2 separate regions of the Homo sapiens genome follow, and region 1 is linked to region 2. A link is a loop called in an ENCODE intact Hi-C map of the cell type or tissue named here. Cell type or tissue: HepG2. All regions are shown on one strand. Links, peaks and the distances in the headings refer to the core of each region. The heading gives the core; the rest is flanking DNA. Region 1 has its middle 70 kb from the start of RGL1. Region 2 overlaps RGL1 (ral guanine nucleotide dissociation stimulator like 1).

The links. A loop is a pair of places that touch in the nucleus more often than their neighbours do. Peaks named below come from ENCODE experiments on the same cell type or tissue, not always from the same donor. Only the 100,000 strongest peaks of a DNase experiment are listed, where the experiment ranks them.
Region 1: it touches region 2 in a loop (2.2-fold over the local background); 1 of 110 quality-filtered maps calls a loop at or near these places.

The regions. Positions count from the first base shown.
Region 1 is chr1:183,733,968-183,736,787 of GRCh38, reverse strand. It overlaps a transcript of RGL1 not described here. Among named protein-coding and RNA genes, the nearest start is that of RGL1, 70 kb to the left of the region's middle. In HepG2, for the core only: no CTCF peak of the experiment used is centred there; no DNase peak of the experiment used is centred there.
Region 2 is chr1:183,840,847-183,843,666 of GRCh38, reverse strand. All of the region lies in intron 2 of RGL1 (ral guanine nucleotide dissociation stimulator like 1), which reads right to left. Among named protein-coding and RNA genes, the nearest start is that of RGL1, 37 kb to the right of the region's middle. RefSeq lists an enhancer at 1,830-1,879. In HepG2, for the core only: no CTCF peak of the experiment used is centred there; DNase peaks (open chromatin) are centred at 186 and 1,066; H3K4me3 peaks cover 1,104 bases.

The sequences.
Region 1 (2,820 bases), core at 296-2,795, 110 kb after region 2:
TCTTTCAATTTTTCAAACTCAACTCAGATTTCTTCTAATCTTGAAAATGTCTGGCATTTACCCTGTTCCAGTCCCTTCCCATGATTATTTGTCTTTCTGCCATTTCTTTCCTCCTACATTCTCTCTTCCTCATTCCTCTTCCTAATGAGCTGAGGTCCTGTCCAGATAAGATAGGTTTGTTTATCTTTATATCCTACTATCTTCAACTCTTCCACCTAGAATGCTATCAAGAGCAGTCTTTGCATTTTAGTTTTACTCAAAGGTTCAGAATTGCCTAATGCAAAGTGCACTGAAATTCTAGTCACAAGACCTGAGTTAAAATCATGAAGCTACAGTTAATTCTCTGTGTAACCATTAAGCAAGCCATTTCACCTTTCTTGGCCTCAGTGTCCTTATCTTTAATATGAATAGGCTACAAGACTGCTGAGACCTCTTACAGTTACAAAAGTAAAGCATTCACCTCCCTCAAATGTAGAAAGCAAAACTAATGTGCATTGAATTATTTTTCCAGAAGAACTGAAGGCTCCAAACTACTAAACAAAACAGTGAAAGGTGATTTCGGTGTTTCACTCACGTATTGTACTTATTCCCATATTATGCATTCACTACTCAAAAGTCAAACAAACAGTATGATATTAAAATAGCCTCTTTACATACATGTATATAATATCGGGGTTTTGACTATTCAGAGATAACCCAAAACTCTGACATGTAGTCTATTGTAAGTGTGCTGAGGCTTTTTAAAGCTGCTATTTGGACATGCTCACCCATCCTTAGCATCTAACTCCTGGTTTGGTGGTAGACTTCTCTAACCATGATTGCTATTGTGATATCTACAAATTGTGGGATCCAAGAAGGTCTCAAGATACAGCCTCCTAATTGTGGAGGGGGCATGACAGTGATCTCACTAGTCTATTTCTTCTGAGAACACAGAGAGAAGCAGCTATCCAGAATCAAAGATGACCATATGAAAATGGAAACTGGGGCACAGACAGACATCAGAAGGGAAGGACTCCAGAAAGCCACAGCAGAGAGACAGATTCCTACTGCCCTGAGAAAGGAAGCCCATTAGATAATTTCGTAGTAATACTAAATGTTGCTTGTGTTTGAAGTGGAGGTATGAGTCAATGTACTAGGAGGTAAGAGAGCAACAGATTCCTATTATCTCTTCCTCTTTGGAATCTCAGCAGCATTTCAAGTCTATCTATATAAGGCAACTCAGTTATATCCTGAGTATTGCTTTTTTTGCTTTCCATAACTTACTCTGGTCTCCCCTGCTAGCCTGCCAGCTCTTTAAGAGCAAGATTAGACATAAGTTTGTTACACTGCTTCAATTTTTTACAAAACTCCATCACCCTTTTAAAAAATAGATTTTTACTTTTTTATTAAAGAAAATGTACTGGAAGAAGGAATTAAGCATTCAACATGATAATGTATTTTGGAATAAATGTCAATCATTGGGCAACCATTTTCAAAGGAATTTTAATTATATAGTGTCTCCAAATGCTGAGCAAGGTTGCACAATACTGTCTGTGGAGTTAGAAGTGACTCTGGGAGCAACTGTCTCCTGTTAAATGTAGAAAATTAAAGAAGTGTAAGGCATTCTTGCTTTATTCCAGTTGATATTTTAAAAGACTGGTCCAACTGGTCTTCAAACCACATACTTTCTCCCCCTTACTGATAGTATTTGGCCAAAGTTTTTAATAATTAAAAAAAAAAGAAAAATCCAGAGTGGGTTTGTACTACCCTGTGACCCTCCCTGGAGAAACGCTGCTCAGCAATCCCTGCTTTGCTCAACAATCCCTGCTCGGCACAGAGGGCCAACACAAGGAAAACAGTTGGGCTCCCTTCCTAGTCTCCATTCAGTGCAGCCGTCTGGTCACAAATCTGCAAAGACAGACGTGGGGAAGGGAGAGGATACTTAACAGAACAGAGCTGAGATCACAAAAAAATATCCTTTAGCATTCTAAGAGAGATAGAGGGAATTCCAGGGGACTGCCTTTTTTATTGCCTATATTTTTATTACGATAAAAAGTTCAGTAATTATGTTGCTGGAAAGCATGAAACAAGACAAAACTGTAAATCACATGACTGTCCCAGGCTCAAATGTTTCACAATTCTGTAAACACCAGCTTTAACTGGCTGAATGAAGGCAAAATGCAAAAACCATTAGGAGAGCATCATCCAGTTCAATAGTCACAGGCTAATTTTTATCAAGTTGAAGGAAATTAAGCTGATTTAGATCATAGCAATCCTTTAGGTCTCAACAATAACAACAGCAACATTGACAACACAACCCTCTCCACCACAGTGCATTCAATATTTACTACACCAGATACTGGGCTAGCATGTTACAAGCCTCAGTTTATCCTCAGAAGCTCAAATCAAGAGAGATTATGGAATAAGCCTTAGGGTTTCTCTCCAGTTATCCTGACCCAGAGCTGTGCCCTCACCACTCCACTCCACTGCTATCCTTTAATAGTCAGTGTTCCACTTACAAAATAACATCATGTAGATGTTCAAAAATCTGAGTTCCTAGGAATCTGAGCTCTCGAAAGGATTCAGAGGTGGACTTCTCACGGGAGGAATGCAAAGATCTAGAAATGTTAGATTCACAGGGGAAAAAATCTGTTGAGTTTACCAGTTAATACACAAAATCATTTTAACTAGCTTCCGAATCGACTAGCCCTTCCACATTTCAGGTTAAAGAGCAATCTGTTCTCAATCTTTTACTTCACCATAAACAGAAATTGAATCTATTTAATTACAGTCACTTTACTAAGCCAGAGGAAAATGGAAGGTCCCAATGGGGAAAAACTC
Region 2 (2,820 bases), core at 62-2,561:
TATTTTACTTACAATGGAAACTCTACTTTAATTCTAAATCCTTCTTATCAAAAGTGATGATTATTTAAAAGAACTATTTTTTCACCGAGTATTGACGTGTCCCAAAATTCAAACACAGAGAAAAATGCTTGTCAAAGGACCTGATGAAGTGGGTCCCATTTCCTGCCAGAAAGCAGAGATTTGGCAGAAAGCCAGGGTTCTCCCTTGGGAATGGAATTATGTTTCTCATTAACCCAGCCCCTCTCTTTCAGTACTTTCTTACTCGGAAAAAATTTCAATATGCATACATGATTCCTGTAAGTCCCTTTAACAGTATTTGTTCCTCAGGGTTTGCATCTGTGCATTAGGAAGAACCACATATGACCTAACAGAAGACTAATAAAATATTTTGAAAATTTAGATTTAAAAAATAATTTTCAAAGTGAACATCAATGACAATATCATAAAATAAGTATAGAATTGCTCTTGTGCCTACAATCATTCTCACACAAAATAACAATGCATGTTAAGTTATCAGAGAATTTGCTTAATGTCATTTTCTGTAGAACTGCTAAATATCCTAATACCTGCTTATTATGGCAGGGGAAAGATCTGATGACTTCTAATTTGCCAACATTCAAATAGAGTACATTTCTTATGAAACAAAAACTTAAAATGATCTGCTTACCACTGAAATTATTTTGAAATGAAACTGTACAGAGGGGAAACACAAAAAATACTCTGCCATATGGCCCGACAAGAGAAGCTAAAATGTTAAAAGTTTCATTTTTGCAAGAAAAGATTCCTATAGGTCTGTAAGTGTTTTAAGAGACTTTAGGACCTGTTTTTGCTTATATTATCTTAGTAACTTTGAATTATTAAGTTGAAGACGAAAGGGGTGGAACCCTTGTCAGACAAGTGCTTAATAACCCAGACTTAGAAAGCAAGACACGGAGGCCTGAGCCTGTCCTGTGGGTTAGCACGCTAACAGGAAACAGCTCAATCTGGATTTAATCATAGACCGTCGCTTTACTGACAAGATCACGGTACTGTGACCACAAAAATGTTTCATGTTTGTTTTTTTGGTTGATCTTTGTGCCTTTAGAATCCAGCTTTTTCTAAGAGAACATGTCTGAGTCCTATGGGGTAAATATCTAAAACTGTGCCCAAGTGTCCTACCAGGTAATTTCCATAATTATCGATTTTGGCATGAGACGGAGAGGAAAAAGGGCATGTGAGAGATGAAAGATGCCATATTTCAATTCCGTTTCCAGTCATGGAAAAATAAACTCTTTCACCTTCTAAAACATAAACTGTTAACCAGTTGGGTGTTTCTAATTTGAAAAAAAAAAAAAGTCCCTTCAATCAAAATAATAATTCAGTCATCTGATAGTTTAACAGGGAACGTGTTAAGCAAACAACCTCATTAGGATGGAGACAGTATGGAGTCCTCCACACCATGATCACTCTTCAGTATATCAGTTCTCAGGCATCTTGGCCTGAGCAGCAAAGTAAATAGTGAGTACTATTCCAGCTGTTAACTCCCTCCAAAAATCTAAAACCCACACCCAATCCCTACATTCATCCCCAAACACCAAAAGTAAGTTTTATGCTTCCTTTTCATATGCCCTACAACCACTATCCAGCAACAACAAACCACCACAATACAGGCTGAGGATCTTTTATCTCAAATTCTTGGGACTGAAAGTGGTTTGGATTTCAGAATTTTTCAGATTTTGAAATATTCCCACTATACTTACCATTCAAGTATCCCCATTCTGAAAATCCAAACTGCAAAACACTGCAATAAGCATGGATGTTGGAGCACTTTGAATTTCGGTTTTAAGATTAAGGATACTCCACCTGTATAGGAAAACCCACAAGCTGACTCACAAATAAGCTCTGCTCATCTCTCCATATTACTCAACTGCATAAATTTCTTTGCCATGCAACAAAATTTGCATCATTCTCTCAGCAGAAATCATGTATGTAATGACACCCAGCAGAACATGACAAGGCCAATACACCTGAGTACTACAGTGACTATTTACACACAGGACACTCAGAGATGTTAAGGTAAAGTCTAGAAAATACTTTAGGGCCCATGATGTCAAGCTCAACATGAGGTTCTGCCTTGTGTGAACTTTTATTAGGTTGGTGCAAAGGTGATTATGGCTTTTGCCATTAAAAATAGTGGCAAACTTAACAAAACTTAAACCAAAACTTGTCACAATCACCTTTGTGCTAACCTAATATTGGGTGGGAAGTCACTTTTTTGCTAGGTTAGGGTTGACAGATAAATTACAGGATGCCCAGTGAAATTTTAATTTCAGAGAAATAATGAATAATTACATACTATGTGGTATAAGTATGTCCCATTCCATGTTTGGGATCTATGCATACTAAAAAAACCTATTTGTTATTTATCTGAATTTGAAATGTAATTGTGTATCCTGTATTTTTATGCTACTAGCACATACACAATGGCTGTCTTTTCCATTTATTCATCTACTTATTCAGCTACATATTAACTAAATGGTACTATGTGCCAGGCACTGTGCAAGGTACTAGACATATAAAGGTAAATAGCATGCAGTTCTGGCAACCAAGTTGTTCAGTCTGGTGAAGGAAACAGACACAAAGAAACCATTACAATAAAATGTGAGTAAAATGGTGGAGAGAGAGGCAAGACATGGAGGGAAGCACCAAGAGGGGCCCAGTGTAAAGGAGGTGTCAGAAAAGGCTTCTTAAGTAGGTTCTGTCTGCACTGGGTTGTTTTGTTTTGTTTGTTTGTTAGAGATGCAGTCCATCTCTATTGCCCAGGCCGCAGTACAGTGGTGC